2 separate regions of the Homo sapiens genome follow, and region 2 is linked to region 1. A link is a contact called in ENCODE Hi-C or POLR2A ChIA-PET data. All regions are on one chromosome and are shown on one strand. Each heading gives the region's core, a stretch centred on a gene start or an enhancer-like site at or near the end of the contact. The rest is flanking DNA. Distances are from core to core; before and after follow the strand shown. Region 1 overlaps NECAP1 (NECAP endocytosis associated 1). Region 2 holds the start of CLEC4A (C-type lectin domain family 4 member A).

Region 1 (5,492 bases), core at 1,480-3,979:
ATGGGCATAATGCCTGGCACATAATAAATGCTTGATAAATGCTGGTTTTCTTTTTGTTTGCATAATCTTTCTTATTTACCAGAACCCACTTTATATTATAAGCAGGATTTATTCTCTAGGCTGACATTAAAGGACAAACTGGGCTTTTTAGAAAGCAGGAGGAATTTTTCCTTTGAGTGACTGGTAAGATTAGAGAGAATAATTGATTTTAATTCACCTAGTGTAAGCTGTTCGTTCCCAGACTTTCACTGACCAGACTTCTAGACTATGGGAAGGAAAATTTGGGTTGACAAGAAACTTATCAGGCTGAGTGCGGTGGCTCATATCTGTAATCCCAGGACTTTGGGAGGCCGAGGCGCACGGATCACTTAAGGTCAGGAGTTCCAGACCAGCCTGGCCAACATGGTGAAACCCCGTCTCTACAAAAATACAAAAAACTTAGCCAGCCGTGGTGGCGCACACCTGTAGTCCCAGCTACCTGGGAGGCTGAGGCAGTAGAATTGTTTGAACCCGGGAGGCGGAGGTTGCAATGAGCTGAGATCATGCCACTGCTCTCCAGCCTAGGCGACAGAGCAGGACTGCGTCTCAAAACAAACAAAAAGGAAACTTACAAATGCTTAGAAAACAATCTGGGTGCGGTGGCTCACTCCTGTAATCCCAGCACTTGGGGAGGCCAAGGCGGGCGGATTTCCTGAAGTCAGGAGTTTGAGACCAGCCTGGCCAACTTGGTGGAACCCCGTCTTTACTAAAAATACAAAAGAAATTAGCTGGGCATGGTGGCCTGTGCCTGTAATCTCAGCTACTCAGGAGGCTGAGGCAAGAGAATTGCTTGAACCCGAGGTTGCAGTTAGCCAAGATCGCGCCATTGCACTCCAGCCTGGGTGGAAGAGTGAGACTCTATTACACACACACACACACACACACACACACACACAAATAAATAAATGGTTAGAAAACAGTTTTCCAACCTATAAAACTATTTTTTTTTAAAAAAAAATTCTTCACTACCCTCTTCCCTTAGCTAAATCAATATTAACCTCTATAATGCGTTTCAGTGTAATGAAAGAATAATGGACTTTAAAGTTAGGCATTATTACTTACTGTGTTATCCTTTCCATCATTTAGAGAGAAAGAGAGGTATGACAGGCTTTTCATGCCTATTTCACATATCTACTATAAGGACATAATAAGATGTACATTTGGAATCTTACTGTGAATCATCATAGTGGTTTTTTATTTATATATATATAAAGTTTTATTACTAAGGTAAATGAAAATTTGTAAGGTAAGTTAAAAGTATTGTCAGAGGACAAGCAAAATCAAGAGTTCTTTAGATTAGGTCTTGGAGTAGGAAAGGAACTAAGGCTCAAGGCTGAGGGAATCTGCTGCCATGAATATCCATTTACTTACAGAATTTGTTAAGTATCGGACACTAGATACACAAGAGAAATAAGGAACTCATCCAAGAAAAACACATTTAATAGACTTGTTCCTAATTTTTTTTTTTTTTTTTTAGAGACAGGGTCTCACCCTGTTGCTCAGGCTGGAGTGCAGTGGGGCGATCATAGCTCACTGCAACCTCAAATTCTTAGGCTCAGGCAGTCCTCCTGCCTTGGCCTCCCAAAGTGCTGGTTATAGGCGTGAGCCACGGTGCCTGGCTGTTCCTAATATTTTTAATAGCCCATTTACATGAGCTCTTGGTGGCATGATTATAATAAGTAATAACTCATTAATATAATAGATGAGGAACTTTAGAGCTCTCTAATCTGGATCAGATTTAGGTACTTGAGGGTCTTTGAGGGCAGGGAATCAAGAGGGAAGAGAATGGGAAGGACTTATTTTACAGATCCTGTTCAAAACCTGTGCTAATTTTCACTTTCATTTTCCTCCTTTCAGCTTTTTACCTCTCATCTTGTTAAACTCATTCTTGTTCAAATATACCTTGTGGTTGCTTTTTTAGTCTTTAAGTATTAGTCTTTGGTTTCTTAGAAGATGAATTATTAATAACTTTTACTTTGCTAATCTGTTTTCCATACTCCTGGCAAAACAAATCACAAATACAATGTTTTGTAAAATTCATCATAAATAATCTTAGTTGTTGTTCAAGTTGATTATAACACGTTTTATAAATTTCTGATGTTTTCATGGCCGTTTGTATCTCCAGCCCAGATGTCTTTCTTGAACTCGTCTCATATATTTTACTGCCTACTCTACATCTCTTGAAAATCTACTAGACATCTCAAACTCAGCATATTTAAAACTGAATCCCTGATCCTTCTTCCTAGATGTGTTCCTTCTCATCTCAATAATTGGCAACTCTTTGCTCAGGCTAAACACCTTGGAGTTGTCCTTGGCTTCTATCCCCTATCTAATCCATTAGAAAATCCTGCTGCTTTTACCCTAAATATATCCTTCTCTTCTATCCCATATCTAATCCATTAGAAAATCCTGCTACTTTTACCCTAAATATATCCAGAATATAGCCACTTCTGCTACCATTGTGACTTTTCTAGATTACTGCAGTAGTCTCTTAGCTAATCCCCCTGCTTCAGTCCTCTTATCCCAACAGCTTTTCTCCAGACAGCAGATGTAGTAATCTTTTTAGAATATAAGGGAGATCATGTCACACCTCTGCTTAAAATTTGTAATAGCTCTTTTTTCACTCAGAGTGAAAGCTGAAGTTGTTACTATGACCCACAAGGCCCTGCGTGATCTGGCCGTCTGTTACCTCTCCCACCTTGTCTCTTCCTCTGTTCTAACCACAGTGCTTCCTTGTTGTCTCTCAAACATGCCAGGCATGCCCCCACCGTAGCACCTTTGGGCTAGCTGTTCCTTATGTCTAGAATGCTTTTCCCCCAGACATCTGTATGGATAACTCTCTTGCTTCACATTCTAGCTCACATTTCACCTTAATGAGACCTACCCCAACCACCCTCTTGAATGCTACAACTTGTTCATTCTCCCACTGTCTTCTTAATCTTCCTAATTTGCCTCTACATTTTCTTTTTACCTTAGAACTCACCACTTTCTAAGATACTAATTATGCTGTTTATTATGTTTCTTTTTTATTTTCTATCTTCTGTTAGGATGTAAGCCTCATGAGGGTTGGAATCTTTGTTTTGGTTGCTGTTGTATCCTAAGCATCTGGAACAGTGATGCATCTGTCCTAATAAGTACTGTATAAATATTGATTGAATTCAGTGAAAGATAGTATATTTACTGATTTGGGAGGGCTCCCATTACCTAGGATATTTAATGTAGTAGACTTTGTTGTTATCTGATTAGTAAAGCATGGTTATCTAGTATACCATCTATAGTTTGAAAATAGCATCGTTATGAGAAATTTTATTTATTTCTTTATTTGAGACCAAGTCTCGTTCTGTCGCCCAGGCTGGAGAGCGGTGGCGCAGTCTCGGCTCACTGCAGCCTCCACCTCCCAGGTTCAGTTGATTCTGCCTCAGCCTCCCAAGGGATTTCAGGCGCACGCCACCATAACCAGCTAATTTTTGTATTTTTAGAAGACGGGGTTTCACCGTGTTGGCCAGACTGGTCTCAAACTCCTGACCTCAAGTGATCCACCCACCTTGGCCTCCCAAAGTGCTGGGATTACAGGCTTGAGCCACCATGCTCGGCCAGAATTTTATTTTTTATTGCTTTTATTCGTGCTTTTCCATCTTTTTAATGATGCTTATTGGACTCCAAAGTCCTCAAGTAGTAGCATTGTCTTTTACTTGCTTTGGACTGTATGTAACATGAGGCATCTAAATAGATCATGAATTATTCTTGTTGATTAATAGGTAGAAAGAATAGGCAATCCAGGATAGGGAAATAGAAATACAGTCAAAGATTGTGGGTGGGCGTTAGTAAATTAAGGACATGTGCCTGAGGCTTCCTCTTTTCCTGTCCTAGGGCCTCTGACTGGAAATTAGACCAGCCTGATTGGACTGGTCGCCTCCGAATCACTTCAAAAGGGAAGACTGCCTATATCAAACTCGAGGATAAAGTTTCAGGTAATCTTTGCGGGTGACCCTCTAACATTAAGAATATTAATTTGGTGTGCTTTTATAAGTACCTTCAATTTGGGGACTGGAATGGAAATACTACTTGTTAATTGGGGTTCTGGATTTTGGCTTGCTTTACTCAAAAAAGTCTTTCTCTTATCTGTCAGGGGAGCTCTTTGCTCAGGCACCAGTAGAACAATATCCTGGTATTGCTGTGGAGACGGTGACAGATTCTAGCCGCTACTTTGTAATCCGGATCCAGGATGGTACTGGTAAGAGAACTGGGATTTTGAGTGGAACGAAGTTAGGAAAACAGGTGAATGCACAGCCATGAAAAGTGTTTCCGATTGCATTTATCTTTCTTTGGTTTACTTCATTTTTTCTTCCCTTTCTCTAAAGTTGCTCTAGTTGCTAAAGGAAAAGTATTAACATGTTATTTGTAATAGATAAGCACGAGTTCAAGATGTGGTAATTCATATGTAGACTTAAATAAATGAAAAACACATATCTAACAAATGAATTAACACATTTGGCACTTTAGGAGGCCGAGGTGGGTGGATCACCTGAGGTCAGGAGTTTGAGGCCAGCCTGACCAATATGATGAAACCCTGTCGCTACTGAAAATAAAAAATTAGCCAGGCGTGGTGGCAGGTGCCTGTAATCCCGGCTACTCGGGTGGCTGAGACAGGAGAATCACTTGAATTGGGGAAGTGGAGGTTGCCGAGATCACGCCATTGCACTCCAGCCTGGGCAACAAGAGCAAAACTCCATCTCAAAAAAAAAAAAAAGAATGAACACTTTTTGCCCGTTTATTGTTCGTGGTAGTTTTTGGTGGGACTATCTTGAATCATCTTACGTGTGGGGCAGTCATTCTTACTCTTTTCTCCATGGTCTATAACAGAGGTTGGCAAACAGACAAATAATAAATGTTTTAGGTTTTGCAGGTCAGGTGGCCTCTGTTGCAACTACTCAGTTTTGCTGTTGTAGTGTGAAATCACTGTAGAAAATATGTAAACACATTGATACCACTATGTTCCATGAAACTTCTTCTACAAAACCAGGCTATGGCAGGATAAAGCCCATGGGCTCTATGTAGTTTATCGACTCTTGGTCTATGAGAAGATATTTCACATTCAGACTTTGTCTAGTTAGGGTGACTGTTATATTTTCATTGGGCAAAATTTGCCATAGAGCAGCAGTCCTCAACCTTTTTGGCACCAGGGACCCGTTTTGTGGAAGACAGTTTTCCACAGACCGGCATTAGGGGATGGTTTCAGGATGATTCAAGTGCATCACATTTATTGTACACTTTATTTCTATTATTATTACATTGTAATGTATAATGAAATAATTATACAACTCACTATAATGTAGAATCAGCGGGAGCCTTGGGCTTGTTTTCCTGCAACTAGACGGGGGTGATGGGAGACAGTGACAGATCATCAGGCATCAGATTCTCATAGGGAGCTCATAACCTAGATCCCTCACATG
Region 2 (5,842 bases), core at 727-3,226, 35 kb after region 1:
TGTCCACTCCTGGCAATGGCCCAGTGCAGGGTGTCAGAGGATAAGATTGAGGAGGGTGTCCATAGTAGGGGTAGCCTGATGTGAGAGGTCAGAGTCTGAGAGGTAAAGAAGGCATCTATGTGGTGGGATAGTCAGGTGCAGTGAGTTGGAGTGCAAGCAGGGTGAGGAGGGCATCCATGTATGAGGTTACCTTCTATAGGGAGTCAGAGTCGCAAATGGCTGAGCAGAGTACTCTAGGGCCAGCCTGGTATGTATGTCAGCATGTGGGAGAGGTGAGGAGGGCACCCATGCCTAGTGTTGGCCCAGTTGGGGTTGGGACTCAGCACTTAAGCAGGATGAGGAGAGAGAGCATCCTTGCAGAGGGTAGACCTGGTGTGGTTTCAGAGACCAAGCATGATAAGGAGGGTGTCCATGTGGTGGGGTAGCCCAGTGAGGGAACTCAGATCCTAAGTAGGGTAAGATGGACATTATTGCTGGGGGATGGAGGACCTGCATGGAGTGTCAGAGCCCAAGCAGGATGAAGAAAGCTTCTATGCAGAGGGAGGACTTGGTGTGGGTTTCAGAAACTTAGCAGGATAAGGAGGTGGTCCATGTGGTAGGATAGCCCGGTGAGGAAATCAGACCCCTCCAGGGTGAGGAGGGCTTCCACCCATAGGGTGACCTTGTGTGGAGCATTAGAACCTAAGGGGGTCTAAGTGGTGACTAGGGGACCAGCATCAGGAATCAGAGTGCAAGCAGAGTGAGGAGGGCTTTCCTGCAGAGGAATGGCCTAGCACAGGGAGTCAGAGCCTTGGCAGGGTGAGGGGGATGTTTGTTGGGGGATGTTCATGGGGGTGGGGAGTGGGCTGGCCCTTTGCCGGCACTCTCAGAGTGAGGAGGGAGGGCATCCGCGCAGGGGATGGTGGCTTGGACTGGGGAGTCAGAGCCCAACTAGGAAGAGAGGGACATCTTAGCAGGTGGGAGATTGACGACATCCAGGAGATTGATCAAATAAGGAATAAGTGAAAGACAATGAAAGCAGGTTTCTTAGTGTCACAGAAAGGAGTTAGGAATGTGGGAAGGGAGAAAACTAGAATGAAACTTGTGGTGTTAGATTGGAATTAGAGGAATTAGTGTGAACTCATGGTGTTCAATATATTTAGATATAGAAATAATATAGAAATATAGACGTGTGTGTTTGTGTGTGTGTGCATGCATGTATGCATGTGTGTTATGCAGGAGAAGGAATCAGCTGGGGGAGATTAAAAGGAGGATCATTTGCGGAGAGTTGAGGGCAGAGAATCCAGGTGTGAGCTGGGAGCATGTCTATGGAGAGATTCCACATGAAGGATTTAATATTTGGAGTGTTTTCTTCTAGGCCTTTGGAAAAAGTCATATTTAGTACTTTGTTTAAGTTTATCCCCTTCTATACTGTGATTCTATATAATTCTCCTAACTGTTAAAAAATAGTCATATATATTGGAGGTGATGTGGCGATTAAAAGGTTAGGGAAGCATGGAATAAAGGCTGGCCTTCCCTCTCCTCCAACATCCAGTAAAGGGAGCTGCTTTCTGGAGATTCTAGCAAGATGAATGCAGACTTTTGATAGAGTTAGTTACCAACAAGGAAACACAGAGAGCATGGAGGAACAGCTTCAGAAGACATGGGGTTTAAACTTTGCCATCCCCACCATGCTACAGGAAACTAATTCGTGAAGGTGGGGAGGCTGATATGTGAGTTTTGTGTCAATGATACTCTTAGAATGTGGTACTAACAAGTTGCCTGATCAGTCAAAATTGATGAGATGAATGCAACATAAGTCTATGTTCAGGATGTTTGGTCAAAAGTAATTACATTTGTGTGTGGAAGCACAGAAATTGTATTTTTTACTGGTGAAAAACGCAGTTCTCCAGAAAGACTCTAAGTGCTTGGTTCTTCTTTTATTTTTCTTCCTCTTTCCGCAACCCTTTGAGTTCCCACTTTTATTGCATTTGCTTGCATTTGTTTCAAGGCTGTGATTCTCACTATACTGGTCCTGAGGAAAGGGCTTCTGTGAACTGCGGTTTTTAGTTTTTATTGTGGTTCTTAGTTCTCATGAGACCCCTCTTGAGGATATGTGCCTATCTGGTGCCTCTGCTCTCCACTAGTTGAGTGAAAGGAAGGAGGTAATTTACCACCATGTTTGGTTCCTGTTTATAAGATGTTTTAAGAAAGATCTGAAACAGATTTTCTGAAGAAAGCAGAAGCTCTCTTCCCATTATGACTTCGGAAATCACTTATGCTGAAGTGAGGTTCAAAAATGAATTCAAGTCCTCAGGCATCAACACAGCCTCTTCTGCAGGTAAAGATCATTTTCTAGGGGTCAGAGTGAATGACGAGGTGAAGGATGAGGAGAGGGTTTATGAATAAGGCATAGGTGTTTTCAGTTGCTGGTTGTCTGATTGAGTATGTCTGGGAAACACAAGAGTCCCAGAAGATTGAGTGGCCTGCAGATACGCATTACGGGGTGTACATTTGTATTGTGGAGAAGAAAAGATTTTGTGCCACTCTCTTCAGCCTCCACTCTGCTTACTGAAACAGAGGTGAGAGAAATCCACTCCAGTTCTGAGCTAAGGCGAGTGCTCTGATGCCCCTGTGTTTTCTGAGGCTGAGTGGGGCTGGGGTTAAGAGATTGAGTACAGCTTCTGAAACCATCAATCCAGATGCAGGGGGTCCTGATGAATTTGTGAGATTTGTTTTTTGATCAGTTAGAGGGAAAGAGTTTGGGTGGACAGTGGTGAGGGTATATTTGTTGGTAATGGATGGAAATGTAACAAAAGGCCTTTGCAAATGAAAGACTAGAAAGTCTACAAAGAAAGTCTCTTAAATCTCCAGGAAACTTTTTCTGAAATCAGAGAACCTATTGCGTGTTGCATCTCTGAGACAGACTCTGTTACGTTTGGGAGTAGATGCAAGGTGATTTGGGTGTCATGTGTGATATCTCAAGTATAGAGCAAAAGAGAGAAAAGAATGTATATAGAGTACAAGAAACTATGGGGGAAGGGGTCAGGACTATAGTTACGCTTTCTAAAATACCTCTGTGAAGGTGTGGAGAGCACTTAGGGAAATTTTTTCTCCTTAAAAACTTTATATAATTTCTTTATTACACAAGTATTAATGTTCATTGTAGAAAAAATTAACCAGAGGTACACAGATATTTGAATTATAATTACTCTTATCATCTAGAGAAAATCATAATTTGCAATTTAGTGAATATCCTTCCACATACAAATACATATAATGTGCATATGTATTTTACTAAAAATGTAATCATATTATATAATACTGAATTTTTTTCCCCCATCATTTGACAAAATATCATAACTCGAAGAAAGTGATTCCTAACCATGAGATGGTAACTAAAAAGACTGACTTTATTCTAAACATGTGATGAGGAATGATTATAAAGATTTATTTGCTATAGCATTATTTAAAGTTGGAAACCATTATTTAAATATATGATGAAATACTATGCAACCATAATAAGGAGTGTTAAAGAAGAAAATATAATGGTATGAAAAATGTTCATGATATAGTGTAAAGGAAAATAATAGGTCAGAAATCAGTATTTATGGTATGTCAATCGTGGGAAAATTTGCATATGTGTATATATACATTCAAAAAATTGCTAGAAAGATATATACCAAAATATTATGGTATATTATAAGTTATATGGCATAACAGTTATCCTCAATTGTAGGAATTCGTACTTTTATGTATTTTTTAAAGTTTCTACAGTGAATATTATTATATCCTTTCTATTCCTATTCTCATGTGATTTCAAATGTCATACCGTTAGTAACTGTGTGTCATCCAAGAAAAGAGAGAGAAAGAGGAGGAGGAAGAAGAGGAAGTAAAGACCAAACTTATTACTGATAAAACTAATTTGGCTTCTTCTTCAGCTTCCAAGGAGAGGACTGCCCCTCACAAAAGTAATACCGGATTCCCCAAGCTGCTTTGTGCCTCACTGTTGATATTTTTCCTGCTATTGGCAATCTCATTCTTTATTGCTTTTGTCAGTAAGTATGCCAACTGAACCAATAAGCAATATCTGCTGTCCATGAACAGAGGGTATCCTTTAAAAACTGACTTTTGAAAATGAGCTTATCCAGAAATCTGAAATGAAATTTTCTCTGGGGAGACATAATTCATGGGAATCCACTGTGAATTTTGCTCTTTATTTGGATTTAGTTACTGTCCTGTAAAAATAATGGAATCCCTTCTCATTTAGAGAAACTGAAGCATAAATGTGGGTGTATGTATTTGTGTTGTAGAGTGAAATCTATGGGGCATCATCTCTATACTAGACACTATGTAAGTGAGGACAAATCTATGTTTCCTTGGTAGCATTTATCAGGCCAGTCTGATTTGAATGCACAGACATTTATGTTTTGGGATGAGCAGGTAGACAACAAGGAGATGGGAAGAAATATTTCAGGAAGAGTTCTCCACTGGCTTTTACTCTGATTATTCCTGCCCTGCTCAAGACTGTGTGGGATCTAAAAGTCAATTTTGCAAATTAGGTGGATTGCTGCGTATCTTTGGCTTTCAGCATTTGTTGAGTTTTATTCCCCCTGGTTCTGTCACCCAGGCTGGAGTGCATTGGTGCAATCTTGGCTCACTGCAACCTCCACCTCCCAGGTTCAAGCGATTCTCCCACCCCAGCCTCCCAAGTAGCTGGGATTACAGGTGTGCATCACTATGCTCAGCTAATTTTTTTTTTTTTTTTTTTTGTATTTTTAGTAGAGACAGGGTTTTCTCATGTTTCCTGGCCTTGTCCTGAACTCCTGGGCTCAAGCAGTCTGCCTACCTCAGCCTCCTAACGTGCTGGGATTACAGGCATGAGTCACTACGCCTGGCTCAAAATTTTTAAAAGGCATAAAAAGCAGTATACATTTAGGTAGATTCTTTATTAATTTCTTTGGTCATTTCATAAGTATTGTCCATCTACTGTATGTCAGGCACTGTGCCAGACAGAGAGTCAAGACAGAGCCACAGCCCCTGGTCTCAAGAAATTTAGAGAATGATAAAATGAACCAGTGGTTATAACATTGTATGGTAAGTGTTGTACAGTTAAGAAGTATAATAAGTGCAAGAGGCTGAGGTAGGCTTTCCGGAGGAGGTGACATCTAGAGCTGTGTGTACCAAGAATGACCTAGAGATATGAGAGAGCATGGAATTTGGGGAAACGTAAGTATGCATGACTGGAACATATGGTGCTAAGTAAAGAACTAAGAAATGAAGTTGTAGGTGGCAGAAAGAAACAGGACTCAGATCATGAAGACTGCTGTATATCATGATAAAGAGTTTGGATTTTTTCCCTCCTAAAGGTTATTTTATCAATTATCTTTTGCTGGTTAATAAGCCAATCTAAAACTTAGTGGATTAAAACAGCAACTATTTATTTAGCTCATAAATCTGTGTCTTGGCAATTGAGACTGGTGTCAGTTGGGAGATTTCCCCAGTCCTGGCTGAACTCACTCATGTATATGTGGTTGGGTACTGGCCACAGGCAACTTAGCTTCTGAGGAACAGGATGTTAGATGGAATGGCAGGAGAGATTTGGCCACGTTTCTCTTATCATTCATCAGGGTAGCCTGGGTTTGTTCACATGGCAACTGGCAGGCTTTTAAGACTGAGAGCGGAAGTAAGCAAGGCCTTTTGAAATCTCACCTTGGAACTAGCGCAGAGTTGCTCCTGCACATTCTATTGGCCAAAAGAAGTCTTACAGGCAGCCCAGATCCAGGCGGTGGAGAAATAGACCACATTTCTTGATTGAAGAAGCTGCAAAATCACATTGCAAAGCAGTGTAGATACAGGGTAT

The links. A loop is a pair of places that touch in the nucleus more often than their neighbours do. ChIA-PET counts read pairs that join two places held with the same protein, here RNA polymerase II (POLR2A). Pooled maps may share reads with other maps.
Region 2: a pooled map shows a loop between it and region 1 (7-fold over the local background). The contact joins the promoter of CLEC4A here to the enhancer-like site in region 1. A Hi-C loop is called at or near these places in 1 of 168 maps with a recorded cell type or tissue (endothelial cell of hepatic sinusoid) and 1 of 50 pooled maps. POLR2A ChIA-PET finds 5 or more read pairs at or near these places in 2 of 52 experiments (A549 and Panc1).

What each region holds. Positions count from the first base shown.
Region 1 is chr12:8,086,027-8,091,518 of GRCh38, forward strand. It overlaps NECAP1 (NECAP endocytosis associated 1), which reads left to right. Exons shown (of 8, transcript NM_015509.4): 2 at 3,910-4,010; 3 at 4,169-4,273. Among named protein-coding and RNA genes, the nearest start is that of NECAP1, 6.5 kb to the left of the region's middle. Within about 2 kb of position 2,730, at least 6 of the 41 ENCODE cell types and tissues checked have a DNase peak (open chromatin) inside an H3K27ac peak, as active enhancers do.
Region 2 is chr12:8,121,641-8,127,482 of GRCh38, forward strand. CLEC4A (C-type lectin domain family 4 member A) reads left to right here and starts at 1,977. Exons shown (of 6, transcript NM_016184.4): 1 at 1,977-2,320; 2 at 3,921-4,037. The coding sequence starts at 2,239. RefSeq lists an enhancer at 1,847-1,896.